4 separate regions of the Homo sapiens genome follow, and all the other regions are linked to region 1. The links are chromatin loops, found by intact Hi-C in ENCODE. Cell type or tissue: dorsolateral prefrontal cortex. All regions are shown on one strand. Each heading gives the region's core, and the rest is flanking DNA. Links, peaks and the distances in the headings are about the cores only. Region 1 overlaps CFAP43 (cilia and flagella associated protein 43). Region 2 holds the start of MIR936 (microRNA 936). Region 3 overlaps CFAP43 (cilia and flagella associated protein 43). Region 4 overlaps SFR1 (SWI5 dependent homologous recombination repair protein 1).

The links. Hi-C counts contacts between places; a loop is a spot of excess contacts. Peaks named below come from ENCODE experiments on the same cell type or tissue, not always from the same donor. Only the 100,000 strongest peaks of a DNase experiment are listed, where the experiment ranks them.
Region 2: a loop joins it to region 1, with 5 times the contacts of the local background. A loop is called at or near these places in 78 of 110 quality-filtered maps.
Region 3: it touches region 1 in a loop (3-fold over the local background); 7 of 110 quality-filtered maps call a loop at or near these places.
Region 4: a loop joins it to region 1, with 4 times the contacts of the local background. A loop is called at or near these places in 17 of 110 quality-filtered maps.

Annotation. Positions count from the first base shown.
Region 1 is chr10:104,205,054-104,212,784 of GRCh38, reverse strand. CFAP43 (cilia and flagella associated protein 43) reads left to right here. Exons shown (of 38, transcript NM_025145.7): 5 at 628-778; 6 at 4,961-5,120; 7 at 6,755-6,822. Among named protein-coding and RNA genes, the nearest start is that of MIR609, 10 kb to the left of the region's middle. In dorsolateral prefrontal cortex, for the core only: CTCF peaks have their summits at 2,799 and 3,001; a DNase peak (open chromatin) is centred at 2,984.
Region 2 is chr10:104,042,191-104,049,921 of GRCh38, reverse strand. It overlaps COL17A1 (collagen type XVII alpha 1 chain), which reads left to right. Exons shown (of 56, transcript NM_000494.4): 29 at 451-513; 30 at 1,818-1,853; 31 at 2,112-2,183; 32 at 3,149-3,175; 33 at 4,129-4,164; 34 at 6,062-6,097; 35 at 6,341-6,421; 36 at 7,467-7,502. It overlaps MIR936 (microRNA 936), which reads left to right and starts at 1,736; the gene lies at 1,736-1,833. In dorsolateral prefrontal cortex, for the core only: a CTCF peak has its summit at 4,279 (motif pointing left); a DNase peak (open chromatin) is centred at 4,281; H3K27ac peaks cover 416 bases.
Region 3 is chr10:104,143,125-104,150,855 of GRCh38, reverse strand. It overlaps CFAP43 (cilia and flagella associated protein 43), which reads left to right. Exons shown (of 38, transcript NM_025145.7): 29 at 2,858-2,965; 30 at 4,507-4,593; 31 at 5,292-5,380; 32 at 7,217-7,430. Among named protein-coding and RNA genes, the nearest start is that of SFR1, 25 kb to the right of the region's middle. RefSeq lists an enhancer at 3,534-4,065. In dorsolateral prefrontal cortex, for the core only: no CTCF peak of the experiment used is centred there; a DNase peak (open chromatin) is centred at 3,785; H3K27ac peaks cover 4,514 bases.
Region 4 is chr10:104,125,088-104,132,427 of GRCh38, reverse strand. SFR1 (SWI5 dependent homologous recombination repair protein 1) reads right to left here. Exons shown (of 4, transcript NM_001002759.2): 4 at 6,045-6,915. The coding sequence ends at 6,724. CFAP43 (cilia and flagella associated protein 43) reads left to right here. Exons shown (of 38, transcript NM_025145.7): 36 at 232-312; 37 at 944-1,097; 38 at 2,123-2,540. The coding sequence ends at 2,289. Among named protein-coding and RNA genes, the nearest start is that of SFR1, 6.6 kb to the right of the region's middle. In dorsolateral prefrontal cortex, for the core only: a CTCF peak has its summit at 4,796; no DNase peak of the experiment used is centred there; H3K27ac peaks cover 1,056 bases.

The DNA of each region.
Region 1 (7,731 bases), core at 875-5,874:
AAATTCTCTAAATTAACCTTTATAACCATATTATAAATTAAAAGTAGATATATGATAAATTTGAAAATGAACTCAATATCAGAGATTATAAAAGTAGCTGAATACAGCCTGAATATATGTTTAAATATATATTTATTTTAGTCTACAGTGTTTTTCATTTGAATTAGTTGCCAACATTTAAAGTTTAAGAGATTTCTCATAAATATCCAGGTTATAGTATTCTCTTGAAATTTTGGAATCAAAATTCTCACATGTCAACAACCCTCTTGGCTTGAACTGAGTGGTCCCTGCCACCTTGAGGAGGGACAAATATTTTCCCATTTTCCACTGTCCTCACCAGTCACATATCACCTGCCCGACCCTCATCCAGTATTCAAATTTACAACTCCTGCTTTAGATATTAACTTTCAAAAATTTTTATAATCCCTCAGTACTTAATTTAAAACTGTGTAACTTGTCTTTTTACAACCTGTTATATATTTTTAAATCTATCATTTGGCTTTTATCTTCTTATTTGATTTTTGCAAGTTATAATACCTCCCCACCTCACTTAAACTGATATGCAGTGGTTGCATCAATAAGAAGTTTCTGTTCATCTCATTGTTCTGATGCCTCTTTTGTCTACAGGTCGGTGAAATTACCTCTAGAAGATGGGTCATTTTTTAATGAAACGGATGTCGTTTTCCCCCAGTCGTTGCCGAAAGATCTCATCTATGGTCCCGTGCTGCCACTGTCAGCCATTGCCGGGCTGGTAGGCAAAGAGGCAGAGACTTTCCGGGTAATTACCTGGCACCTCTTCCTGTTTGCCTAATGGGTTGAGGTCTAGGAAGCCTGATCTCATTTGATTGGCATAACCATCCCTTGAGAAATGCAGGATACAGAGGATCATCTTGGTTTTTAATATAGATTAGCCACAGAGACTGTGAGAGATGAAGACTCTGGAGTTTTGAGTTTGGATGACTGGGATGATGACGGCATTGCTAACAGAGACAGGGGGCCCAGGTGTGATTTCCATTTTGGGCATACTCAATTTGGGGTGCAGGGAAGACACCTAGGTGGAGATGCTGGGCAGAAGTTGGGAAAGTGGACCTAGTGTTAGGGAGGAGAGGTGGGACTGTCAGTGTCATTCTCACAGATAGGACGGTGGGAGCACTGAGGGGATGTGATGAGCAAAGAGAGAAAGGGTGCAAGGGAAGAAAAGAGAGCCAGAGCCAGCTGACTGCTGAACTCAGGGGCGAAAGGAATTCTGAGAAGGCGCAGTCACAGAAGTAGGAGCAAACCCGGGAGGGAGGAACAAGGCCGTAGGAAACAGCAGAAGAAAGTTTCAAAAGGGAGTTTGCCAGGTGTTACACACCCATTCATTCATTCATTCATTCAACAGAGATTTATCAAGTTTCTTCTATGGAGCAGACACTGTTTTAAGCAATGGGATTCGCATGGTGGCCAAGCAGGCTCCATGTAATTCTCATGGAGCTTACATTCTTGTCAGGGAGACAGAACTACAACAACAAAAGTAAAGAGTATTGTTCTTTTGTAATAATTATCACATTTTGCAATGATATATTGAATCATTACAAAATGTGGTAATTATTACAACAGAATAAATGGAGACAGGGCAGCAAGGATGGGATGGGCTGGTTAAGGAAGGCCTCTGGGGAGATGACACTTAAGCTAAGATTTGAAGGACAAGGAGGCATTACTCATGTTACAAGCAGGATAAAGAGTGTTTCCTTTGGGAGGCCGAGACGGGTGGATCACGAGGTCAGGAGATCGAGATCATCCTGGTTAACACAGTGAAACCCCGTCTCTACTAAAAATACAAAAAAATTAGCCGGGCATGGTGGCGGACGCCTGTAATCCCAGCTACTTGGGAGGCTGAGGCAGGAGAATGGTGAGAACCCGGGAGGCAGAACTTGCAGTGAGTCGAGATCACGCCACTGCACTCCAGCCTGGGCGACAGAGCGAGACTCCGTCTCAAAAAAAAAAAAAAAAAAAAAAAAAGAGTGTTTCACGTGGAAGGACCTGCATGTGCAAGGCCCTAAGGGAAAAAGAGAACTTGGTATGTGTAAGGAACTGAGAAAAGATGCATATGGCTGGAGCATGATAAATGAAGTGGAAGTGAGGTGTGGGGTGCTATTCAAGAGACAGGCAGGGAACAGAGGGCAGCACCTGCAAGACCTTTGGGATGAAGGGAGAAGCTCCACTTTTTTGGCCCTCTTGAACCTGCTATGCTTTACCCTTGTGTTAAAAATTAGCTGGGCATGATGGCAGATGCCTGCAATCCCAGCTACTCGGGAGGCTGAGGTGGGAGAATCACTTGAAGCCGGGAGGCGGAGGTTGCAGTGAGCCAAGATTGCACCATTGCACTCCAGCCTGGGTGACAGCGAGACTCCGTCTCAAAAACTAAACTAAGCTAAACTAAAATAAAAATAATTCAGTGTGAAGATTAGTTCATTCAAAAATCTCTGTGGCAAGCAAGAGAAAGGGTTACATGCCCTTAATATTTCCTCTAATGAATGTCAATGATTCACCTTTTTAAATTATGGAAAGAGATTATAGTCAATCTCCTGCATTCGTGGGTTCCACTTCTGTGTATTCAACCCACTGCAGATCAAAAATATTCAGAAAAAAGTTGTATGGTTGCATCTGTACTGAATATATACACACTTTTATTTCTTCTCGTTATTTCCTAAACAATATAGTATAACAACTATTTATAAAACATTTACATTGTATTAGGTATTATAAGTAACCTAGAGATGACTTAAAAGTATATGGGAGAAAAAATAAAATAAAATAATTAAAAATAAAGAAAAAATTTACAGGGGGATGTATGTAGGTTATATGGAAATACTATGCCATTTTATGTAAGGAACTGGAGCATCCACAGATTTTGGTATCAGTGGGGGGTCCTGGAACCCATCCCCTGTGGATACTGTAGTTCCTTTTATAGCACAGGTCTCAGCCTTGGAGATATAACTGCATTCAGCCACAGTGGGGCAGCAAAGGAAGAACAAAGAGATCAGCCATCAAGGTTTGCAACTCAAATTTTTCTATGTTTAGTATTTGGTGCCAGAGCCCCTAAATTTCTACTCTCTCAAATTGGGTTTTTCTGGGCAGAAAATATGTGTAGGAGCCCTTATATTTCACATTTTGTACAAACATAACGAACTCTGCATAAAACATTTAAAATTCAGGCAATTGTCCTTGTCATTTGAGAAATGCTATGAAATGCCTTCTTTAAATACTCAAATGTGGAGTTATTATTTTAAAATGCTCATAATAGACATCTTTATTTTAAAACCTTTTTTATTTGTATAAATTTAAGGGGTACGCCTGCAGTTTTGCTATGTGGATATATTGTCTGGGCAGACATCTTTATTTCCTAGGACTTGTGCACTCAGTGTATTTTAAATTTTTCTGAAAGCAGAAATGTAATATTATAGTTTGACAACCCTAAATCATTCATGGATTATTAATAAAGCCATATATTTTGTATTTAAGTTAGACATTTTCCCAGTAGTTTACTTTTTCATTTTGTAGCAAAATAAAGTGAGGAAAATGTTTAAAACATTAATTAATGTCTGTACAATGAGTGAAAGCATAACCAAAAATAGATCTCAAATGTCTTGATTCTATTCCCTCCTTCAATGTCATTTCTTGTGACCTGGGTACCAATGGCAAGGGAATCAATAATGACTCGATCTGTATAAGGTCTTAAAAATGGATAAGTTGTGGACTTTTAAAAAATTACAAACATCAAATAATCCCATTATCTATTCATAGCTAATGCCAGAAGGGTACATTACAGGACTTTAAATAGCCCTGAGTCACATTACACAACTTATTTAGGGCGTTAGAAATGTATCCAGTTTTAAGTCGTAGCATGGGGGAAATCAAAGGCAGATGTTATCTGGGCAGAAATTGGATCCAAGATCATGAACTTAATCTCAAGTGTCTAATTTCTATTTTCCATCTACCTTTTTAATTTTTTCAAACAGATGTTGCTAAATAGGAATCTCTTTTAGAGACTCAAATATTTTGAAATATATATGGATTTTTACATTTTCTAAAGCAGGATTAAATTGGACTGCAATTTTTCATGTTTTGTCATCATGTGATCAAAATGATTTCTGATTCTAGAGGACTGAAAAAGGAGATGATATTATCAACAAACATTTCTAAACACTACTGGTACCCTTTATTTTTAAATATCTCAGAATTATAAACTATTGTTTCTGCTTACATAATCCATATACTCACATTCATTTTTAAATGTCATCAAATATATTTATTGATGAAAAAGTAATAGGAAGACAAGCCCAGGTTTGTCTTAAAGAAAAAAAAGCCACATACAATACTAGTTTAACATACCAAGGCCAGAAAATTTCAAATTTTAATCTTCACATTTTGTTTTATACACACAGATTCACTGGTATTGTGCAAATGAGAGACATGGTGTTTTGTTGTTGTTTTGTTTAAGATTTTGATCCTATTGTCATTTCAGTTAAGTCTGTCTTTGTGATTTATAGTTTAAGGTTAGATGTCATAAAAAAAACTCAGGAAACTTTTCAATAATGGTGATAACGGTGAATAACTCTCTTCCTTATGAGTCAAATCTCAATCAGACACCACAGAAGTGTCACTATTCAGCAGCAGTTTAATTTTTTGGAGTGGGAAAGGTGGTTTGCCTTTTTCTTGATCCACTGGGTGACCAGATTGTTACCCAACTATTTATTTTCTAACTATCTAAGGCTATGAGGGCATGAAAGGTACAAATAATAAATTAAAGTCAGTCTGTCCTTAAAAAAAATTATTATGATGAATGCTCAATGTTCCTATGTTTTCTGCGTCTATGGGGTTAAGTATGGTTCCTTTTTGTCAGTTGTTCTGGTGAGTATTTCTCAGGCTTTTAGCCGTGATTGTTTTCTTAACACAAGGTTTTATTCTCTCCCTGAAGCCGAAAGATGATCTATATCCTTTGCTTCACCCGACTATGCATTGCTGGACTCCAACAAGTGACTTGTACATTGGCTGTGAAGAGGGTCATCTTTTAATGATTAATGGAGACACCTTGCAAGTGACTGTACTTAATAAGATAGAAGAGGAATCGCCATTGGGTAAGAAACTGTCCTACTTCATATTCCTGTATAGCCATGGGTGTTGGTTTTTTTGGTTTTCCCTATTTTTCTCTTTCTTGGAGACATCTTTGAATCCTCCTTCTTCTTAATCCTCTGGCTGTTACTGTGCTGTTGGCATTCTACCATCACTTTATATGCATATTTCATGTAATCCTCAGAACAACATTATGAGGAGAGACACCTTAATCTCCACGATACAGAAGAGATATGTTAGGAAACATGGCCCAGTCCACGTAAACTGTGGAGCTGACACCTGAACCCAGGCAATAATACCTCAGAGTCCAAGTTCTTGGCTACTGTGCTGTATCCTTTTCTATACATATGCCCATTCTGCTTAGTCTGCTAATCATACCCTTTCCTGCCCCCACCCCAACCCTTTTCTCCAGGCTGATCATCTGTTAAGCCCAAAAGCCATCTTGAAAATTACCTTTCTATTGCTCGGTTAGAGGTGTTGTTTTTTTGGTTTTTTTTTAGACAGAGTCTCATTCTGTCACCCAGGCTAGGATGCAGTGGTGCAATCTTGGCTCACTGCAACCTCCGCCTCCTGGGTTCAAGCGATCTCGTGTCTCAGCCTCCCAGGTACCTGGAATTATAGGCACACACTACCACGCCTGGCTAATTTTTGTATTTTTAGTAGAGATGGGGTTTCGTCATGTTGGCCCGGCTGATCTTGAACTCCTGACCTCAAGTGATCTGCCTGCCTTGGCCTCCCAAAGTGCTGGGATTACAGGCAGGAGCCACCACACCCTGCCATATTGCTCAGCTAGAATTTGAAAGATAACCTGATCTATTCTGCCCTAGATATAGTGTCTATTCCTGACCCTATCAGCTGTGGCCATGGTTGGGCCTGGGCCACAGGAGCCACTGTCCACTCATTGAGCAGTAGATGTAGACCCTGGGAGGAGGGGGCCTTGCCAAGACAAGCTCCTCAAACCTGTCCAAAGCACTCTCTATTTCAATTGCTCTTACTATTTCACACCTTGATTTCTGTAACAACTTTAGGATGGACTTCACTGACCTTAATCTACATCTGACCCAATCTATGCAGTTTATCTCTGTCAAATTGCCTCTTTGAAGGCCACTTTTAACACCCAGCTCAAGAACTGCTCTGCCTTGATTTCACGCTCTCCCTAATCTGATCCTACCTACTCCATTAATATTATTTCCAACTATGCCCTGGTATGAGTTTTCTGAGCCAGTCATTTATTTTCACCATTTCACAGACATGCCTCTAGCCCATTCCCTTGGCACTTACTGTCTCTGAATCTGCCAATGCCCAGCTCAAATACCACCCCCTCCAGCAAGTTTTCCCCATTGCATTGTCCCTCATCTGCCTTTTTTCCTATTCTCTGACTCACTTTCCCTGTAAAACTGAGGCCATGAGGTTTCACTTCCCTCCCAACTCCCTTTCTCTCTTCCCTTTACTCCTACTATACCCTCCAGCCTTGCTCCTCTCTCTAATCTAGCATCTATGTTAGTTACATAGATCTGATGATAGAGAATTCAAAAACAACTTATAAGATTTACATCAGTAAAAGTAGCTTTTATTATTCATTGTTACATTGTACTTTTAATTACGTCACCTGCTTTACCTTGTTTTTCTTTTCCAGAAGACAGAAGAAATTTTATCAGTCCAGTAACCTTGGTATATCAGAAGGAGGGCGTGCTGGCTTCTGGAATTGTAATGTATTCTTTTTTTCAAATTAATTGGTTTAAAGAAAATTCACAATTCCCATTTGTTGCCATTTACTATTATGAGCCATATTTTAGGATGTCAGATCTGTCACATTATTAATTAAAATGGTTTCCTCTTTGGGTACTATTAAAAAGGATTTATTATGAATAGCTTCAAATCTATACAAAATAGAGGGGACGATATAATGAACTACCATATATTACTGCAAACAAACACAAATAGAATTTAAAAATCCATTGCCCTTCCGCAATGAAAAAATACCTAATATCTGTAACCCAATTCCATGCTCATTTCTACACTTAATGTATTAGCTTATCAGACACGAATTTGGAATCCTTTGTCTAAGCTGCAGCTTAGACTCTTGTGAATGCCCATTTAACTTACATGTATCATAATGTTATTGTTGATATTCGAATCAGTATTAATAGCCTCCATTTACTTGGTGCTTGCTTTGTGCCAGGCACCAAGCTAAGTACTTTACTTGTATTATCTTATAGGTCCTTACAACAACCTTATCAAATAGAAACTATTGACATCCTCCTTTTACAGACAAGGAATCTAATCTCACAGAGTTCACCAGCAAGTAATTGGAAGAGTTAGGGCTTGAACATAGGTGTATCAAACTCCAAAGTCTTTGCTGTCATTTATTAGAACTCAGCCTCAGTAAGTAATAAAAGGGGTCAGACCATATTTTTCTTTTTCTTTTCTTTTCTTTTTTTTTTTTTTTTTTTTTTTGAGACGGAGTCTCGCTCTGTCTCCCAGGCTGGAGTACAGTGGCGCGATCTCGGCTCACTGCAAGCTCCAACTCCTGGGTTCACGCCATTCTCCTGCCTCAGCCTCCCGAGTAGCTGGGACTACAGGTGCACACCACCACGCCCTGCTAATTATTGTATT
Region 2 (7,731 bases), core at 1,824-6,823, 160 kb after region 1:
GGATAAGGAGGTATCCAGATGTATAGTCCAAACAGTAAATGTTTGGAGCAAAAAAGAAAGTGTAGGATTGTCTCTGATTCTTTTGGGGAATACAGTTGAGAAAATTAAGCTCTTCCCGAAGCAGCAGAAAGTTTGCACCCCGGTATCCTCTCAACCACTGACCTCCTGCCAACTGGCATGATTATAAAGGAAATTGACAGTGATAAAGCTGTGACTCAAGGGGTGGTTTTCAGTTTCCAAGGAAATAAGACTCATGCACATGCCCATGATTCTGATTAGGTGTGGTTTCTGGTTGAGCCCATGCCACTTCCCAGGGGTTCCAAGTGGCCCTGACCTTGGAATCAAAGCAGAAGCTGCTTCCTTGACCTCTTGGAGGAGGGAGCAGACCACCATTGTTAAAGCATACACAGCTTGCAAGTGTCCAACCAGCTAGTTCTTTGTCCTTTGCAGGCGAGCCTGGCATGAGAGGTTTGCCTGGTGCTGTTGGTGAGCCCGGGGCTAAAGGAGCAATGGGTAAGTGTTCCAAAGGAATGGATTCAGTGAGTTCCCCATCTGAGGGGTCACCACGACCCTGGAGAGATCCGTCTTCTAGAGCTGCCTCTCCTACTCTCTAATCTGCCCACTCCTGGTAGAGTCTCCCTTGACCAGTCATTTCTGTGTCTGGGCATCCTTTCTGGGGATCAGAGAGCTGCAGGTACCTCTGTGGGTTTCTTTCCACTTTGGGAGAGGCCTTGCAGGGCATGGTCCATTCACCTAAGAGCTGCCTGTGAGCTCCCCACTCCCCTGGGGAAGACAGTGTTGAAGTCCTTAGGAGCCTCAAGTGTTCCAGGAATCCCAGGGCTAGTCTCATGGCCAAATCCAGGTTTTTACCCTTTTGTTCACCTGAGGTGCCTGTCAGCCTGGCTGCAGAAACTGACCAAGAATCTCAGAGGTAGCCAGGTGCAGTGATTCACGCCTGTAATCCCTGGGACTCAGGATGATCGCTTGAACTCAGGAGTTGGAGGCTGCAGTGAGCCATGATTACACCACTGCGCTACAGTCTGGGTGACAGAGCAAGAATTCATCTCTCAAAAAAAAACCAAAAAAAAAAAAGACCATGTTGAGGATCAAACCCAAGAAGGGTTTAAGCCTTACCTGTGGAGATGCAGCATGTGTACTCTCGTTCACTTCCCCAGCTGTGAGTGCTGACACTGTGCTAGGCAAATGAGATGCTTTACCTCCCTCAAGGGGAGATAAGACTTGCATGAGGTGACAAGTGTCACGCAAGGTACAGAGTGCTGTGAGGATACAGTCAAAGGAGAGATTTCTTCCAATAGGAAGGACGGAGGAGGGGGCATTTCAAGTGGTCCCAAAAAGTTGGAAAGATTTTAAGCATGACCAGTCTGGAAAATTCCATGCAGGGATGACAGCACGAGCAGGGAAAGACAAAGAAATGGGAAAGAGCAAGATATGGTCCCAGAAGGCCACCATTTTGGAGAGAGGTTACAATAATGCCTAGAGCAGAGGAGACAAGAACATGGAGGACCTTGACTTCTAGGCCCTCAAGTAAACGCGACAAGCATTGAGCATCGAGGCGCTTGAGATGCAATGGGAAGGCACTGAACAATTCTCAACAGGAAAAGAGACAATTGCTGGTTTAGGAGAAGGGGCAGTGGGAGTACCGTATCCAGAGAGTGTGACAGACAGGGCTGTCCCGTGGCTGATGGCTGCGTGGGCTCCTGGGACACAATGTGCTTCAAGGCCACTGGGACAGTAGAGGGAGGAATCGCAGAAATCACTCCAGGAGCAACTGAGAGACCTTGCTTCTACTTTACCAGGTCCTGCTGGCCCAGACGGACACCAAGGCCCAAGAGGTTGGTCACTCATCTGCTGCCCCCAGCCTCACTCCCGTCACAGCCCCTGTTCCAGCATGCAGCCCTCAGTCCCCTTAACCATAGTGCAGAGGAGCATATAGCATGTGGAAGTGTGCAGTGTCCAGTTCTGTTCCCCTTCTCCTTTCCACCTGCCAGCAAGTCAATTAGGAAAACCCTCAGAAACTATCAGTTCAGATGTGATAACCAGTTTAGCTTTCCTAAATGTAAACACTTCCACGTTGGCCATTCTCTCTCTAGGTGAACAAGGTCTTACTGGGATGCCTGGAATCCGTGGCCCACCAGGACCTTCTGGAGACCCAGGAAAGCCAGGTAACAGAGCAGGAAGAGGGAGCCATGGCCCTGCTTAGTGTGTGTGTGCTTTGTGTGTGTGGATGTAGGCATGTGTGTGCGTGTGCATGTGCAGGTGTGCAGGTTGTGGGGGAAGGGGTGTATATGTGCATGGTTGTGTGTGTGCATGCAGGTGTTTACAAATGCACCCATGTGTGCCTTATCCCGTTTTCCTCCAGCAGCTCAGCAGGGAACTGCCATAGTGTTAGGTTGTTTTGCGTGCAGTGGCTGTAGGCCCTGGCACCTCTGGGTAACTAAGTCTGGCAATTCAGAAGAGTGGGATTAACAGCTAAACATAAGGATTTCTAGAAAGGGGCAAGGACACTCTTAAAACTGCAGACTTGAAGGTCACCTCGCTATCTTGCTCCTCTGAGCCCTTCTCCTCTTGTCCTCCTCTCCTGTACTGGGCCCTCACCAACACCCACGAGGCCGAGGAGGAAGCCATTGTTAGAGTCTCCACCGAGAGCAAAGAGCAAACTTCTCAGGGTTGCAGGAAGAACAAATGAAAACCAGCCAAGAAAGCTGTGTGGTCAAGGCGGGTGGGCATTCATCGGGGGCCTCTGAGAGTAGGGGCCTCCTCAGCCTCCTTTGGCGGGTGCCCAGACAGGAGCCATAGAGGGGGAACCTGGGGCAGCATTGGGATCCGTGAGTGTTGAGCATTCCGGATTTGTGGCTCTCCTCAGATTCCAAAAGGGTCTGTGAACCCAGATAGGCTCAGCACCATTGCCTGAGAAAGTGGTGGGTCGCTTCACTGCAAAGCCCGAAGAACTGCTCTCCATCCAGAGCTGAGAGGTCCAAGGATGCTGGCTGCCCCGGCATGAGACGTGTCCTTCTGTACCCACTGACCCCTCCACTGCAGTGTCCACCGGTTTCTGCAGGTGTGGGTGTGGCTACCAGGGATGGCCTCCACCCTTCAACTCTTCCCTCTTGTGTCTGATTTTCTGCAGGTCTCACAGGACCCCAGGGACCTCAGGGTGAGTCGCTGGATCATTCCCACCTGCTGTCTCCCACCTTCTCCTGGGGTAACTGCTTGGGCCAGGGCTTTTCCTGCAGTCACCAGAGTTTCCTCTCCTCCACCAACTCCCTGGCACACACTCCCTTTCACTATGAGTCGTGAGAAGCACCTTAGGAAGGAAAAATAGGCACAGAACAATCTAGAACACCATTCGAGTAGAAATGAGATTAGATTGTGTGTCAATTCTGTCTGCCTGTGCCCTGTTCCCCTCGGGTGCAGGAATCTGAGAGGAACCCCAAGCTCATAGCTGAGCTCCCACTAGCCAGGAGAGCTGTTAGTCCAGAGGCCCAAGTTCCCCCACTGGCATGACAGGGCATGGGCGCTCATCCTTGTTCGGGAAAGCCCAGTTTCTCTGGGACAGCCTCAGTGTTAAAGCCTGTCCTGTAATTGGACCATTGTGCCCCCATATCACTACATTCATCCCCTAATTTCCTGAAAGAAATTAGGCAAAGATTGAAAATGAAATCAGGCAGCAGCCCCCCAGCAGTTGAATTCATAGGGACATGCTTCCAATGCTCTTACAGAGGAGTTCAGTAGTTAAAGGCAAGAGGGTGATGCTGCATTGGACTCAGGAAGCCGAGCCCCTCCCCTGCAGGGGAGAAGGGAGACAGAGGCTGCTCTGCAGGCTCCAGGTGGCTCATAACCCCAAGGGATGGAACCCTCCAAAACTGAGCCCATAGGCCTCTGCCTGCTCCAAGCCAAGCTGTTGCCCCATTTCCCAAAGAGGGACAAGGGCTCAGAGCAAGAGGCTCCCCGGGGTTGTCTAGACTAAGGCGGAAGGCAAAGCTGGTGCGTCCCAGGGTTTCAGTCAGCAGTGTGGCTGTGCTGAGTGACGGAGCACTAGTGACCACCCAAGGGTATCTGGAATTGCTGGGCCTTCATCGTCCTGACTACTTGTTCTAATCACATCAGGACTTCCCGGTACCCCTGGCCGACCAGGAATAAAAGGTAAGTGAATTTCCAAATGAGATTTCTTTCTTTTCACTGGCCATTTTTGTGGAAGGAAGGGATGGACAGGAGGAGGCCTCTCTCTGGCCAGAGCCTGGATCAACAGTGGCATCTAGTGGTTCTAGCAGAGGGCTATGAGGCTGGGAGCCCAGGGATTTGTGAACCAAGCCCAGTCCTCAAGCCCCACCCCTCCCCAAACACCTCCCCACCCCACAAACCTGAGCCTTGCTTTCATACTTGGATGTCTCCAGGCCACTGTTACAGGAGGTTCTAGAAGGGCACTGCCCTCCCCAAAGCCTTTCTGTGCCCTGTTTTGCCTCTAAATGCCCCCATTAGTGCTTCATCCCCCTGGTATGTAGGCTTGGTCCCCTCCTAACAAGTCTTTTCCCCTGGGGCAGGAGCTACCTTTGCCCTTATCATTCATATCAGCCTTGGTGTGAATGGCTACATCAGACCCTTCCTGAGAGGAGGCTTTAGTACAGGCAGAGAGGAGTGTTAAGATGCTACTGAGAGGGCAAGTCGGGTACTCAGAGGGGAGCTCATCCTCGGGGGTCTGACTGGGGCAATGTGGTGATGCCCATGCACACAGTGACCCTCTTGTCCAGTTCTGCCTATCAGACCTCAACCCCGAGCAAGTTCAGGGACCCACAGTGCTCAGGGATGGTCTTTGTCCTTCTGTTCCTTTGATTCCAACACGCTCCTGAACTTTGACATTCTATGGAGCTGTGCTCTGTCATGAGCAGTCACTGTCACTCTTGGTGGGACCCTAAAATAACCACTTTCCAGAAATCATTTCCAATGACTGATTGGGCCAAGGAGTTCTTTAGGGCTAACTAAATGTAATTCCAAAATAATGATAACTGAGTTTATAGGTCCCAGGCAGACCACACTAGGTCCGTGGATATGTTCACGAATGGATGGTACCTTTTGTAAGAGTCTCATAGGTTTTGGAATTCCCAAGAATAACAGAAACCTTCCCTTTTTGAGGGCCCGTGACTTCCAGTCCAAGGGGGAGTTCAGACCCTGCCTGGACAACATGCACAAGAGGGGCCATTTTACCGAACGTTGGATTGCATCCCAACAAAACAAACTCAAGTGCTTCTCCCGTCTTGTTCATGAGCCCTGGCTGAAGGATGGTGAGCAGAGACCATCCCTCTGCTTTCCTTTAGGGGAGAGAGCAATAGTCTCCTTTCATTGTGTGAATGACTGAATTGCTAACAGAACTTGAGAAATGAAAAAAGGGGCCCCTAAAGAATGGTTTCCCCAAGTGAGTCCGTGGATTGTCAGTTCTCAGCACTGCATCCAGTTGATACGTTTGGGAATGTCCTCTTCTCGAAAGTTCTCCACGCACACTTGTATTTTCAATGCTCTGAGACACAAGGCAGAAAAGAGATCTTGTTAACCTTTATATAACTCAGACCTTCTTAGACTTACCCACTGCAGAGCCCCCCTTTAATCCTGCACAGCCCCTACAACTGTCCCACAGAGCACTCTAGGAATCCCGCTCTACCTGGCGGGCTCATCGCCTCTGTCCTTTGACCTTTGAGTAATTTTCCCACCTAAGGCGATTCCCAGGCAGAGGTGGTGGAATGTGGGAGCATGAAGGACTCTCCAGTCAGCCCCATTCTGGGCTCACTGAAAGGCAAGCTTTCCACATCCTCAAGTGAAGCCACTTCTCTGAATGAAGACGGATGCTCTGGCCTCCAGGGACTCTGGCTGAAAGATTGGGGCTTAATGCATCCTGCTTGCCTTCCTTCAGTTCATTAAAATGCCTTTAGCCTGATGGTGAGAGGCCCAGAAGTGGGTCCCAAATGCAATCAGAAGCCTTGAAAATGGCTTATTGAGCCACTAATTGATCCTCAGAACAACCACTCTCAGCCTTTTCCTCTCTTCCTAGGTGAACCAGGAGCTCCAGGCAAGATCGTGACTTCGGGTAGGCAGGTCCTAGAGGGACCCTCCTTTCTGTGTCTTTCTTATACTGGGCACCTACCTTGACTCTGCAGCGTTCTGGGCAGGATGTGGCTGGGAGTTTTTTGGATCAGTAGCGGGGGAGGAGGGAAATTTAGCAGCGATGAGAAGAAGAAATGCCAGGCTGCCCACCACAACCTGGCTTGGGTCCCAGCGCCTCTGAGTGAGAAAAGTAGGGCTCAATGTTCCATGTGCCTTCTGTTTTCAGAGGGGTCATCGATGCTCACTGTCCCAGGCCCCCCAGGACCTCCTGGAGCCATGGGACCCCCAGGACCTCCAGGTGCCCCAGGTCAGTCTATTTTCTTGCTTTGCCCCAAATCAGCAATAGGTCTTGGCGGTAGTGACTCTAGCCATATTTCTTCAGATCCTGAAACCCAGGGCAGGAACTGAACCTGGTAAAGAGAATAAGGAGTTTGGCCTGAGAAAAGCAAACTCTTGCATTCTCAGACAATGAGGTAGATCAGTTATCCTACTTCACAGCATAGGAGGTGAATGTGCTCTCAGCATTTAGAGAAGGGGAGGCTGAGGCTTGGAGTGGGTAAATGACTTGCCCAAGGTCCCACGGCCAATAAGCAGCAGGACAAAGGATTTGGCCCAGATCAGTCTACCTCCAGAGCCTGTGGCCAATCAGAAGACTCAGTCCTTGAGCCCTTTGTTTCCTCCTGGAAAACAATTTGATATTCTGCATCCAGGGCAACAAAAATGCTAGGTATCTATTTGAAGAAAATATCTCCACATGGGATGGTGACAAAAATATGAAAACTTCTGAACAAAGTTGTTAGGAGATAAAACGTTTATTGAAAGAGCAGGACACTCACTAATGCCTGCTCTGTGGTTTCAACTGTATTAATACAAGATGCAAAAAAGAAAAAATGCTGGAAGAAAATAAAATGCCCACACATTGAAGAGTTATGGACAATTTGTTTCCTACCTTTCCAAAGTGCCTGTTATTTTGTTATATGTGTTTTTAATTATTTTAAATTTTTATGTACAAATGAAGTACACAACTTACCACAACCAAGGCCAGAATGTACCAGCCTTCCCTCCTGACAAGCTCCAGTGAGAAGGAGTACATAGAGGCATGTAGAAGTCCCTAACCATTACAGGACAGCAGCAGAGGGGGCAGTCCCGCCTGCCCCGGGGTCCCGGTGCCTGTCAGAGATGTTCTCACGCAACTGGACCGCAGGGCTGATCTCGAATTGCTTATTGCTCTCAAATAAGCAAGGTGGCCTCTTTGGGTCTCTGTTCCATGCCTTGGGAGGAATTATGCCTTTAGTTCTTCCTATGACCCTACATGCATGATTTAGCCTTTTCTTCCTCAACCCCGTTTCCAGGCCCTGCCGGCCCAGCTGGTCTCCCAGGACATCAAGGTATGTCACACCCTGCAAGAATGCAAAGCGATGGGCCCAGTCGGGAGGACTTTCCTCTCAGGGTGGACATGGGCCTCTCTGTTCTAGATGACGTGAAAGGTGTGTTTTGGAAAAGGAGGACAGGGCCAGGGCTCTTCACCGGGGTCTTGCAAGGTGATTCCCTGGGGCTTGGGGCAGCTGTCAGAGAAGTTCTGGGATTACAAGAGGACCAGGGGCAGACTTGGCCTTG
Region 3 (7,731 bases), core at 1,586-6,585, 63 kb after region 1:
TGGGTACTAGGCTTAGTACCTGGTGACAAAATAATCTGTACAACAAACCCCCATGACACAAGTTTACCTAGATAACAAACATGCATATGTACCCCTGAACCTAAAATAAAAGTTAAAAAAAGAGAATAATGATATTTTGAGAAATGCCGGGTCTCCCAAATTTACATGCACTCATTTGATGAGAGCTTTTGAAAGATGTCTGACCAAAGCAGGGGGCTTAATGAGAAAAGATGGTGCAACACTGGAGAGATGTGAAGGGAATCTTCAGGAGGATGACTATATCCCCAGGATCCCAACAGGAATGGTACACTGAAAAGGTTACATTTAAATTCCCTCAGTGACTTTTTACAGAGGTATGAGCAGGGTTAAGGGAAACAGCAAGGAGTGGCAAATGTGTTGTAATTAGAAACAATGGGAGGCCAGTACCATCTCTAGAGCTAAAAAGGCAGGGAAAGAGAGCTGTTCCCAGAACCAGCAAGACCTGTAGCCTTGGGAAAGGGGCTGCTCTTGGGAGTTGTGGCCACAGATAGAAGAATGTAATCACTGGCCTGGCAGGGAGTGGATGTATGGATATACTGGGAGTGAGGGGGAAGATTGGGAATGAATGCTCCAGCCTAACAGCAGCATTAGTCATAGCCAAAAGGTGGAAACAATCTAAATATTCAACAGCTGAGAGCAGATGAGTAAAATATGGTGTATCCATACAAGGGAGTATTATCCCACAATAAAAAGGAATGTGCTAATATATGGTACAACATGGATGAACCTTGAAAACATGCTAAGTCAAAGAAGCCAGACAACAAAGGCCACATATTGTATGATTCCATTTTTGTGGAATCATATAGTTTCTAAAACGGCAAATTTATAAAGCCAGAAATTAGAAAGTCGTTGCTTTTGTGGGGAGGAGGAGGCCTCTAGGAGGTAACAGAGGGGCAGATGGGAAATGACGGCTAAAGAATTTTTGGGGAATGATGAAATGTTCTAAAATTGATTGTAGTGATTGTTACACAACTCTGCAAATATACTAAAATACACTGAATTTTACACTGTAAATGGTGAATTGTATGGTATGTGAATTATATCTCAACAAAGTTGTTATTTTTTTAAAGGTATGCTGAGATCCTCATGTCATATAAGATAATGAGGAAACTAACAGACTACTCAGTAATATCAAAATAATTCAGGAGCTGACTTAAAACATTTCCTTTAAATGAGACAATTTAAGATTCAAAGATGATAATAGTTGTAAAAAATTAAACCCGTCACATTTGTTTAAATTTATGAATTTATGATATTTTAAAAAGAGAAGTGCCAATCAGTCACTTTCAGAGGATGAAAACAAATTCATTATCTAAAAACTGATAAAGGGAAAGCATCAAGTATTTTGTCTGCCTTTCCTATATGAACTGAAGTGTACCACTTTGAAACCAAATAGTAGATGATGAGAAGCATCTCTTTATAAAAGTATTTCAATTAATAAGTGAAAAGGGAAACTAAAACCAGATTTTCACCATTTTGCATCTCTCAACGGATTAATGGACCCGGGCGTTGAGTATCTGCAGCTGCTGACATCACAGAAAGAAAGACAATCAGATGATATATGTCTCCTGATCAAAGAACACAATACCACCTATAGTCTTGTTAAAAGGATCAAATTTAGATTTAATCAGGCTTCTGGACCCAGCTGCCATTTTTCAAGAAATAAAAAGGATGAAGCCTTGATAAACTACACCATGAATATACAGGCATTAAAACCAGACTCTGCAATGCTACAGAGACTGCTGATAACTACAAATAAATTATGAGGAAAAGAAATGAAAGGGAACGTGAAGAGTATAAGAGATTTATTTTATTTTTAACCTTTAAGTTCAGAGGTACATGTATAGGTTTGTTACGTAGGTAAACTCATGTCACAGGAGTTTGTTGTACAGATTATTTCATCATCCAGGTAGTAAAAAGAGATTTAAAAGACATGAAAAAAAATTATGAATAAGTTATACTGAAGTGGCTAGGTTTCTGTCTTAGTCTGTTTTGTGTTGCTATAAATAATACCTGAGGCTGCATAATTTATAAAGAAAAGAGGTTTATCTGACTCATAATTCTGCTGTCTAGAAGGTTCAAGATTGGGCATCTGATGTGGGCCTCAGGCCGCTTCCATTTATGCCAGGTGAAGGGGAGCTGGGGTGTGCAGAAATCACATGGTCAGAGAGGAGGCAAGAGAGGGTGCAGGGGAGTGCCATCCTCTCTTTAACAATCAGCACTCAGGGGAACTAATAGAGTATAAACTCACTCACCCCTGAGGGAGGGAATTGATCTATTCATGAGGGACCCATACCCATGACCCAAACACCTCCCATGAGGCCCCACCTACAGCACCAGGGATCACGTTTCAACATGCAGTTTGGATGGGGCAAATATCCAAACTACAGCATTATACACCCCTGGGTAATAAAACTACAAAGAAACACAATATATAATAAAAAGTCAAGATAGTGTTTAGTACTGGGGTTGAGATTTTGATGAGGACTCCTGGAAGAAGCAACTGCAGTCGTAAAGTTCTGTTTCTTGCGATAAGTGGTGCTAACAAGAGTGTTTGCCTTTATAATAACCCATTAAATTATATATTCATGTTATGTATTTTTTGTATATGTGATTTACCTTACAATGAAATTATGAAAAAGGTAAAATAACTGAAGTTATTTCAATAAGCTGTATTCCCTTTTTCTTTAAAATGTTTCTCTTACATTTTAAAGTTTATGTGTATGTCATAAACTTGCTTGATTAGTGCCAAGTCTATAGAAAATATTGTCTCAGGTGGAAGTAATTCCACCAACCTTTTTCTTAAATATTTCTACAGGAGGAACTGAAAATAAGTAACCTTGCATTTTCTTTATTGTTGGATGAAGAATTAAGCTCTAGAGAAAAATTCCTGAACAACTACCTTACAAGGAAACAGCACGAGAAAGTAAGAATAGTGTCTGAAATCTGAATACAAGCATTTTCTGATAGACATGCCCCTCATTTAGCAAGAGCTCACGTGTCTAGACCCTTCCTTCCTTCCTTGCACCATTCCTACATAACCATGTGCATCCCTTGGCTCCCTGTCTGGAACTTTGCTCCAGGGCCAGGTGAAAGTAACCATTCCAATCTGTTAATAAAGTTAGGTGATTCTGCATCTGCAATCATTTAGCCAAAAGAACTGTGTAGCTTTCATATGACATGGTTTATAAAATGAGGCCATATAGCTTCATGGTTGAAAGCACTGGCTGTGGGACCTAGGACAAGGCATATAACCTTTTAAGCTATTTGCAAGCTCTTACCTAGGGAATGTTTTTCTCTCTGGACACGCTAAGATTTACTAAGATGTAAGCAATGGGCTTGCGTATAGAATGAAAAACTGCCGTATTATGAAAAACTCTAAATATGAGCTTGGATAGATATGGTTCATTAAAAAGACAATGAATACAAAATGTTTATCACATAATGTTTCTACAAATGTCAGCTTTTGTTAGTAGTATTAGTAAAGAGCATTTATGAATGTGTGACTTAAAAATGACATGAACTTTTTTCTAAGAGCCTATTAAACAGCATATGCAAAGCTTCTTCTAAATACAACTTTACATATAGCAACCCTGCAGCATACTAGATTTCTTTCACAGATGAGGATACCATCTCAGAGAGTCTGGGTAGCATGCCTAAGTCAGCCACTAGTGTGTAATAGAGCAGCAGCTGGAACTGTGGGAATAAGTGAAGAACATCCAAATGCAAATGAGCAGATGCTGTTTATTCAGAGCTTGGCACAGCAAGGGACTCATCCACCATCAGTTACTTTTGGCAGACTCAAAGGCAGGAAAGGAGTAGGAAAGCTTTATAGTGCAAAGAAGAGAGGGCTTCAGATGCAACATCATTGGAAGTTGTTGGCATGAGGAAGCTAGAGGCAAACCAATTAGAAGCGGGACAACTCATTTTACTGGTTTAGGGAACATATTTGGCTTTCTCTGGATGGTCCTAGGTTGGAAATGGGGACAAAATTATAGAAGCTGGTGGTAATGATCAAGCCCTGAAAGTTTGAGGCCAATCCTTAAAAAGGCTGTGGTTTAGTTTCCCAGCTGATGATTGTAGAGGTTGTGGGTCAGAATTCTGTTGTTACATATGGTCTGGCCCTTGTTTGCATGTATATCCAGTCTCTCAGAACCCAGGTCCATGTGATTCCGAAGCCTGTGCACTTTCATCCTCCACACTGACTTACCAAGAATGCAGTGTGCTCCATAGACACTCACACACTCATACACAGAGTTGGCTGTACTTAGAAACAGGTGATTGGGTGTTCTTTCAAAGTCCCCAATTGGTGTATTTTCTTCTATAAATCTTATCTTCATGAATAAATACTTCACAGACATATTTCTCTTGTACTAGGAAATTCCTTGCTCTTTTTAGTATCCCCAATATTTTTGTTTATGCTGGAAAGTCTCCAGTTTCAATCAACTATTCCTGATGCTGTTATAGAGCCAGACTTCAGAAGCTGTTCGGAAATCTAGAGAAGACCTGGATGTGTGCAAGGAGCACTATGACAACTTACTGGCAGAAGACAAAGTGAGAGTTGTTGTCTTACCCACTCAACAATGCAGTAGAGTTGTTGCTGCCTGGATTGGAGGAAGGTTAAAGGGGATATAATATAATTTTCTCACAGATTTTTCTCCCACTTAATTCTCAGCTATGGGTGAACTTCATTCTATGCCATTGTATATTTTTGAAAATCCATGTGTAAAATGAATTTTTATAAGCTTCTCTGGTTTAAGCTTTCTGTTATACAAAATACAGGGAAATCATCTAGCCTTTAAGGCTTTTCAAACTTTAGGTTGCAGACCCCATTACTTGGCCATGAAATCAATTTAGTAGGTTATGACCAGCAGTTTTATAATGGAAAAGAATAGGATAGAATAGCATAAAGAAGACAGATGGAACAGAATGGAATAGAAAAGAAAAGAATAGAGTAACATTCATGTTTTTTGGGTAAATATATTTTGGGACACTTCTTTGGGAAACTTCTGGATGATTTCTAAGACCTGTTATATGAAATAATATTTTTAATACACTTAGATGCTTCTTATCAAAACAAATCTTTGAGACATCATTGCACAGAGAATGGTTAATGTCTAACAACTTTGTAAATCAAGGTTTCATGCATTTTTAAAACCAAAGTGCTACCACCTGTATTTTGAAGAGTATTGTCAACAAATAAAAGGTTTCCAAACCAAGTTGCAGTCCTCAAATGTCATGTTTGTCCTTAGGTTATGGATCGCAGCTTTAAAAAGGAATTTTCTGAAATTCCTGGTCATCAAGTGGATATACTCTACAAACTTTTTAAACGCCGACCAAGGTTTGTTTCTCCTTCACTATTGTGTTTCTGAGAAAAAAGTTTGCAAATAAAGAGGAGTGTTACTAGATTTCAGCTTTTTTCTCCCAATTAAATGGAATTATTCAGTGTAATATCTTTTAGGTGGAGATGTTTAAGGGTTTTGATCCTAATTCAGTATTTTTTGAGATTATGTCTATATCTTAAGGTAGAGAATAATGATTTATTTTCATTATTTAAAAATAGTTAAGGATCTGTGTAAGCACGGTACTATTGTAGATTCTGCTTTGTACATTAAGGAAGTTCCTCTTACATCATAGATGGCACACAGATTTAAAAACAGTTTTTTCTAAAGTGCGTTCAAACAAACACAAGTTCCCTGATGTATAAATCGGAACTACTTGTAATAGGCTTCCAGGACTAACTAAGTTTGGGGAAAATACTGGGTTAAAAAAAGGAAGTTAAGCAGCTTTTCTTTTACTGCAGAATGTATTATTGGCCTTTGGATCTCCAAGTGTAAGAAACAGAGTAAGCAGCGTTTTCCAAACTTATTTGACCACAAATTGCTTTTCCTCAGAGTATCTCATGTGCTTGTGCCTAAAGTTTGAAAGATGCCAGTATAAATGGTAGAAAATAACCATTTGAAAAGAGTTCTAAGAAAGTATCACTGATTTCCACCATTATAAATGCAGATTTCCAGTTTTCAATCAAATGTAATCTAGAAATCAAGGAGTTTGTCACAAAGATGTAGTCAGCTAGTTTGTGTTTGAGATACAAACTCTGACAGGTTATAGGCAACCTAGGGAATTTAACCTAGAACATGCCTCTTGTTTTGGTTTTCCTTTTTTTTTGAGACGGAGTCTCTGTCTGTCACCCAGGCTGGAGTGCAGTGGCACGATCTCTGCTCACTGCAACCTCCGCCTCCCGGGTTCAAGCGTTTCTCCTGCCTCAGCCTGCCAAGTAGCTGGGACTACAGGCACATGCCACCACGCCCAGCTAATTTTTGTATTTTTAGTAGAGACGGAGTTTCACCATGTTGAGCAGGATGATCTCGATCTCCTGACCTCGTGATCCACCCATCTCAACCTCCCAAAGTGTTGGGATTATAGGTGTGAGCCATCTCGCCCGGCGGTTTTCCTATTTTTAAAAGAGTGAGTGATAATTAGCCCAATTACATACCTTCTCCTTGTGGAAAAAGAAGTGAGACCTCCCGCAGCAGTGGGAAAAGCACAAGCTTTCTTGTCAAACAGAATCAACTTTAAATCCTAACTTCAACACCTGTCAGACTGATAGCCTTGGGCCATGAGCTTCTCTCCCAGGCTGACTTTCCTCATCTAGAGAATGGGGATGATAATATAGTTTCAACCTCACAGTGTACTGTAAAGCATCTTGATAGTGAGTGCCTCGCCCAAATCTTTGTACCCTTCTTCCCTTTCCAGCTGAAGCACAGGGAAATGAAACTAATCTATTAATGTAGATAAAAACAGAATTGGCCAGGTGGTGGCTCACCACTGTACTCCCAACACTTTGGGAGGCTGAGGTGAAACGATGGGTTGATTTATTTGCCTGCTTACAGTATACAGAAAGGAAATGTGTCCTAGCACAGACACAATTGTCTGTCAGTGCTGACAATAGTTGGAGACATCTGTAGTCTAGCCAAGGTCACGTCTGAGAACCTGGAGAGTATGGAAGAAGGGCAAAGTGGATCCCTTTATCTGTGGAATAACCCACCTACCAGCCATCACATGGCAAAGGGAAGAGCCATACAATGTGTTATGCCTGTGCTAAGGGCCTAATTGTTTCACATTGATGTTTTTATGAGAATGTGAAATGTTGATGGGCTTTTCTTGGTAATACCAGGATTTCCAAACAGAAAACGCACTCAGAAACAACCAGCGTTGTCCCTTTCGGAGAACTACCAGGATCTGGCAAGTTGAATAAGGATGCCTTTGCCCAGTTAATGAAAGCTATGGATGAGTTGGACAATATTAGTAACATGCCAGAAGGCTTGGACCCTTTGGTCTGGAATCATTTCTGCATGACAAGACGAGCAAAAGTGGAAAATGAACAGAAAGTATATACTATTTTAACTTAATTTAATTTTTAGTGTACTAATATCAAATACATAGTTTACATTGGTCAGTGTAACCAAAAAAGCTAATTATTTAGGTTTCCCTGCTAGGGTAGTATTTGGTCATAGTAATAAGATAATGAAATACTATATTAACCCTGGTGCTATTGAAGGCTAAGTGTAGGCCTGTTGCTTTTAGACTGGTGCCGTTCAAAATAGTGTCCATTAGCCACAAGTGGTTATTATGCATTTGAAATAAATATTGCCAGTCCTAACTGAGATGTGCTGTAAGTGGAAAACATAC
Region 4 (7,340 bases), core at 2,341-7,340, 82 kb after region 1:
GTTAGTCAGGCTGGTCTTGAACTCCTGACCTCAGGTGATCCACCTGCCTCAGCCTCCCAAAGTGCTGGGATTACAAGCGTATGCCACCACGCCTGGCCAAGCCAAATCAATCTTAACTTGCATAGATATTTGTTATGAAAAACAGTAACTTTCAAAGCTAAAACAACCTTTATAAAGTCATCTATTGAAAGAGAGAAAAATATCCTTACATGTTTTTTTTTAATCTCAAAGTACCTAAATGAACCAAACTATGAGGCTCTGATTAGTATTCAGATTGGAATAATGGAACAAACCATTGCTGTTTTAGATAAGGTAAGTCTCAAAGACGTTGGTTATTATATCCTAACAGTTGTAAATCATTTGAGCAAAGTAATAGTGTTTCAAATCATGAATTTACCTAGACCCTAATAAAATCTTGGTTATTTACTAGTATTCATGAGGTAATTAAAAGTCCCTAAGTAGTATCTTTGCAACCGCAACTAATGAAATAAAATTAAGCACTTCCTTTAATATTAGAATTAACCCCTGGGGACATATCTGAGTGTAAGTGGATTTTCTATTTTACATTAGGTTAGGATTTATGTAATAGGAGTGTTGGTAGTCTTTCCTTGGCATTGGAAAGGTTTTATTTAATCATCACTGAATAAAAATGGTCAGTTTTTATTATGTAGCATATATTAGAAACAAAGCAATCTCAAGCTTTTAAAATATTCTCTCAGTTTAAGAATATACAAAATGTTTTTTCTAAAATTTGTTATTAACATACCATTCTACCTTTCAACAAATAACTCGAGTGCCTACTATGCCAGGCACTACAGATATGGCGGTAAGATGTTATCTTAATGATGATAATGTATTTAAAATATAAGAATAATGTCTTTATAGGATAAATTACATTTTTCAAAATTAATTTTGTGGGGTGTCATGGGAACAAAAATTTCAGATGCACAAAAAGAATGTGGAAAACTGCAAGAAACTACTCAAAAAACTTGGAAAGTTCAGCAATCAAAAAGATATAGCAAATTATGCCCTAAGCTGCAATCTACGAGAAGAGTTGGTAGCTGTCTCAGAGAGAAAAGACATCTGTAATGCAATGGGTAAGCATGCTTTTTTTTCTTTAACCAACTGTAGGTTTCTTTAAAAGTAATCAGTAATCCTAAAATGTATACAACAGTTAAAAAGCTATCAGCATTTCTTTAAAAATACATTGTTTAAAATAATTTCAACTTTTATTTTAGATTCAGGGAGTACATGTACAAGTTTGTTACTTAGGTATATTGTGTGATGCTGAGGTTTGGGGTACGGAATGATTCCGTCACACAGGTACTGAGCATAGTACCCCATAATTTTTCAGCCCTTCCTCCCTCCCTGCCTCCTCCCTCTAGTAGTCCCCAGTGTTTCTTTTCTTTTTTTTTTTTTTTTTTTTTTTGAGACAGGGTGTCCCTCTGTTGCCCAAGCTGCAGTGCAGTGGTATGATCTTGGCTCAATGCAACCTCCACCTCCTGGGCTCAATTGATCCTCCCACCTCAGCCCCCTCAAGTGCCTGGGACCACAGGCAGGAACCACCATGCCCGGCTAATTTTTGTATGTTTTGTAGAGAGTAGGTTTTGCCATGTTGGCCAGGCTGGCCTCGAACTCCTGAGCTCAAGAGATCCGCCCACCTCAGCTAACCAAAGTGCTGGGATTACAGGTGTGAGCCACCACACCTGGCCTCCAAGTGTTCCCTGTTACCATCTTTATGTCCATGAGTATCCACTGTTTAGCTCCCATTTATAAGTGAGAACATGTGGTATTTGGTTTTCTGTTCCTGTGTTAATTTGCTTAGGATAATGGCTTCCAGCTACATCCATGTTGCTGCAAAGGACATTATTTCATTCTTTTTTTTATGGCTGTGTAGTGTCCCATGGTGTATATGTACCACATTTTCTTTATCCAGTCCACTGTTGATGGGGCACCTAGGGTGACTCCATGTCTTTGCTTTTGTGATAGTGCTGCTGTAAACATACAAGTGCATATGCCTTTTTGCTACCAGCATTTCTTCCACATGTATGATTCTGAGTGCTGCTTCTGTATTTGAAAGTATTGATAAATAATCGAATTCCTTTATTCATTTTTGGGATAGGGTCTAAACTGACTTGTGAAAAGATTGTCAAAGAACGGTATGAAAACATGATGCAACAGCAGAAGTTAACAAATATTTCAAAACAACAAGCTGAACAGATTTCAATACTACAGACTGAAGTTGAAAGATTAAGAATGAAAACATTTCCTGCTCTTGTTCAAATGTAAAAACGCTGGCAGGAAAACACAAGGCCAAATCAATCATTTAAAAAATCATTTCATTTGGGTAAAATGATTTCCTTTTCTTTCTTACTGGGAAATTGAAGTAGCATGTCCTCTGAGTTGCATGTTTTAGATAAAAAATTGTTTAATTTTAGCCTTAATTGTATACAAATTTTTGTCCTGCATGAATAAATGTGTAAAATACCATGAATTGCTGTTTTTATTCAAGAATAAACAAGACTTGAAGTCAGAAAGTATTCAAGATCTATTTTACTCATTTAATCTGAGTTGGATCAAAGATATTTTCATAGTTATGGTATAGAAAGTCTTAAAAAGAAATTCTTTGCCAAACTAGCATTTCTAATTTTATGAAACTGTCAGAAAAGTTATGAGATTATGGGTAATTTTTATCTTTATGCTCTTCTGTTTCTCATTTTCTTCAGTAAGCATTTCTTTCATAATCAGAAAAAAATTACGAGAGTATTTAGATTATTCTCTGCTGCACCAATGAGAACAAGACAAATTGTTAGAGCTTTTTCCAAGCCTTGTATCATTTGTAAATTACAACATATTTTGGCCAGACACGGTGGCTCACGCCTGTAATCCCAGCACTTTGGGAGGCCGAGGCATGTGGATCACGAGGTCAGGAGATCTTGACTAACATGGTGAAACCCCATCTCTACTAAAAATAAAAAATAAAAATAAAAATAAATTAGCCGGGCGTGGTGGGTGGTGGCAGGCGCCTGTAGTCCCAGCTACTGGGGAGGCTGAGGCAGCAGAATGGTGTGAACCCAGGAGGTGGAGGTTGCAGTGAGCCGAGAATGTGCCACTGCACTCCAGCCTGGGCAACAGAGCGAGACTCCATCTCAGAAGAAAATTACAACATACTTTAGAGACATAATCTACATTTCTTTTATGTTGTAATAGAAAATTCAATTTTGTGCTTTACCCAATAGGGTTTAACCAACAGAAAAATACTTTCTTATTTCCATGAAGTAGTTTATCACTTTTAGATGGTGATAATTATATAATGAGATGAATAATTGGCCATAAAACTGCTTTGCCCTTCCATAACCTGTGGACTGCTGTCCACAGGGATCATGGACCACAATCTCCAAGTGATGTCACTGTCTCACTGTTCTGCAATTTATGAACTCAACGTTAAGTTTAATCCTCAGTACCATATCCAATATACACTGATGTAGATAAAGCAAGAGAGCTACTATAAAATCTTCTGTTTAGCAAAATAAATCTTTAGAAGATGTAATTGATCACCCACATAGTGATCTGTGCTGGATGGGGATGGTAAGGGAAATGATAGGACCAACACTTTGATGATTCCCCTCCTTTGTACTAGACGGACTCATGAAGTAGTCAGTTTGGCGTATTCAGTAGGGAAGTGCCCATGGGTACCATTTCCTACATCTGGGGTCCTTCAAAATTATCCCTGAGATGAGAGTTGTGGGGACAGACCCCAGGGTAGGGGTGCAAATACTTTATACTTAAGATGGTATTGCCAGAAGTTCTCTGTCCTGTTGGTTTGAGTCAACCATAGATGTACTAGACTTGATTTTTTTTACAATCTTTTCTGGTGACACAAACTCCATTTTCACCTAAGTTAGCTGTCTGGAGACTCCATTTGCTAGTAGTGCCACAAATTTCACTAGATAATGCTCTGTGGATTCCCAGGTCTTAACAAAGCAGCCGGCATCATTTCTATTTCTTAGTCATCAACCTTTGTTGACTCTGGCAATGTTCCTTGCTTGACTGCCTTACTTTGAGGCATGGATGGAGTGGGGCTTAGTGGGCACCTCTTGCCATCAAGCCCTATTCCAGAAGCCCTTTCAACGGGAGATACCTTCTGGTTTTGGGGCTTTGGAAGGACATGTGGGTCATGCACAGTAACTCCTCTCTTAATACTGTTCATGGTATTGACTCCTCTCAGCTTCTGCTGAACAGCAAATATATTCATATTTTATAGTCCTTTAAAATATTATTTATATTATCAACTAGTGATATAATTAACTGGATCAGACACAGTATGGCTTTATGCATAGGAATTAAAATTATAGGATCTATTCCTGGGCTTCAAATCTTGGCTCTGCCATTGGAGTTTTAAATAACCTCTTAATTTTGAAATAACTATCTTATATTTCTTCTTCTTTAAAACTGGAATATTCTAGTTTTTTAAAATTAAAAACAAGTGCTATGTTGTATTAGCTCTCATTTTTATAAGTAAAGCTGTCATAGTCAGTGGTTTTTAATAAAAGCATCCCATTAAATCCAACAGAGCAGCTGCTGTGCTGTTGGAACCTCAGCACCCAGTCAATGCCCTGGAAATCCCCATTACCATGCCCCTAAGCTTTCCCAGAACCAGAGTCTCGCTGATGCTGTATTTCCCCCAAGTGTATATATATGGGTGGCTCCAGGTGATGTGCCTGTCAGCAGTGGGCAGCTGCAGCCTCTGAGATCTGGAGAAATACCATAATGACCTACAAAATGCCAGCACCACCACAAGGGGCAACATTTCCCCTGCCACATTTAGGCCCCTGGTTGGCAGCAAGCAGTGATAAGAGGCTGGCTGATAAGCACTAGAACAGTAGAAGTCCACAGGGGTGCCCATCTAGGAATCCCAGTGCTAGAGGCAGCTCATATGATGTCTGGGCCAGTCTCCTCAGATTCATAAAGGCCAGCGGCACAGGAATTTGTGTATGTGGGCAGGGTAAGAGTTTACTGGCATGGCACTAACAATTAGAATGGACACAAAAGCAGGGCCCTGGCGTCTCCTGCTGTGCCAACCATTCAACACTGGTTAGATTATGTGGAGGGACTGGACTGAAAGTGGGATGTACTTGAGGGGGGTTCAGAGGAGTGCTAAACTAGTAGGGAAGTGCTTTTGAAAAAGCTAAGTAAAGCTGTTTTAACACTTAAAAGGACCCAAAAGCAGAAATCCAGAAAGCTCTTAAGAATGACTAGCAACTAAAACCAGGAAGCCACTGATCCATAAAATTCTCTCCTATCACCTCTGCCTTTCTCGGTAAGCACACTCACTGCCCTTAAGCATGTCAGCTCTGCTGCTTCCAGGTATATATACAACAGCTGCAGTCACAAAAAGAGATGGGCTTTCTTTTCCTGAGCTAAATTCCAAATTTTCAGAGACTGGCCCAGTTTGGGTCCTATCTCCATATATGGCCAAAATGATAGGTACAACTGTATAATTTGGCAGCAGAAACCCAACCTGTGGAGGTGGGTTCATAAATAGAATAACCAATCTAAATTTAACCCATTTCACAGATGAAGCTAGAAAGGCAAACAAATGCGAAGAACCTTATATGCCATGATACCTTCATGTGGGTGGGAGATAAGGAAATGTAGTTTTATAAGAAGTAGATGGTTTAGCCGGGTGTGGTGGCTCATGCCTGTAATCCCAGCACTTTGGGAGGCTGAGGCGGGCAGATCACCTGAAGTCAGGAGTTCAAGACCAGCCTAACCAACATGGAGAAACCCCGTCTCTACTAAAAATACAAAATTAGCCAGGGTGGTGGCTCATGCCTGTAATCCCAGCTACTCGGGAGGCTGAGGCAGTAGAATCACTTAAACCTCAGAGGCGGAAGTTGCGGTGAGCCAAGATCGTGCCATTGCACTCCAGCCTGGGCAACAAGAGCAAAACTCTGTCTCAAAAAAAAAAAGAAGAAGAAATAGATGGTTGTTTCACTAAATGATGAATATGCAAAACACATTTGAAGAGACAGGGAAGAATATGGTTTTGGACATATAAGTTTAATTACCTGCTAGACTATCAGATGGAAATATGTGGTAAATGGATGGAAACAAGGTACATAAACTTAGGAGGCAGAAATTTTTAAACTTTAGGGTTAGACATTCACCAGATTGGACAATTTTTAACATTTAAAATAAAACTTTTTGTCATAAAAAACAAATGTATTAAAACTAGTTTCCAGAACTGCCCAAATGACTTTTTAAACATGACTTAAATGTCGTTTTGACAAATCTATCCAAAATACTAATTTTCCTTTTAGAACTTAGTTTATAATTTATATATTAAAGTGCCCTTAATTGATATTCATTGGGATACCTTCCTCTGAGCCCTAATGGTTTTGGGAGGCCTAGGCGGTGGATCACCTGAGGTCAGGAGTTCGAGACCAGCCTGGCCAACGTGGTGAAACCCAGTCTCTACTAAAAATGCAAAAATTAGCCGGGCATGGTGGCGGGCGCCTGTAATCTCAGCTACTCGGGAGGCTGAGGCAGGAGAATTGCTGGAACCCGAGAGGCAGAGGTTGCAGTGAGTCAAGATCGCACCATCACACTCCAGCCAGGATGACAAGAGCGAAACTCAGTCTCAAAAAAAAAAAAAAAGTGCCTAAGTATCTTTTAATTAAGTTGTCATTCTCAAAGATATTCTGGAGCAAAAATCAGGAATTAAACATCTATAAATTCTTCTTCACTTCTGTTATAGTGTAGTAATTTATCATCTAACCCATAGTGGTCTATCAATTGAGTAAGGCTTAGTTTCTTGTTCTCTTCAGACACAGCTGACTGCAACTCATAAAGCAAGAGCTGGCTACAGCTTCTCCACTTCTTTATTAACAACTGTAACTGAGACAGATCATTCTGAAACAGAAAAAAAAACATGTATGTCAATAACTAGTCATGCTAGTTCAACTTAATTAAAGTTGTTAAATTAGTGGATGTGCAGGTTTAAAGGCTAACATACACAGGGATGAATGGGACTTCTATCTAGGAAAAAGTAGGATGGTCATATGTAGAATGGTTACAATGTCACTCAACTTGAGTTCTATGGCTATTTTGTTGGCTTAAGCTCTGGGCCATCTTTATGATAAGGGAAAAATCAAATCATTAAATAGGGCCAAAACTATGTCAAGAAGCAATAATACAGGGAAAAATCTACTGTATTACAACTGTACTTTTTAAAAAATGACACTATGCTTTCCACTAAATGTTGCTATGAACCTAAAACTGCTCTTTAAAATTACAATATTCAAGTTAAAAATATTTTTTTAGGCTGGGGATGGTGG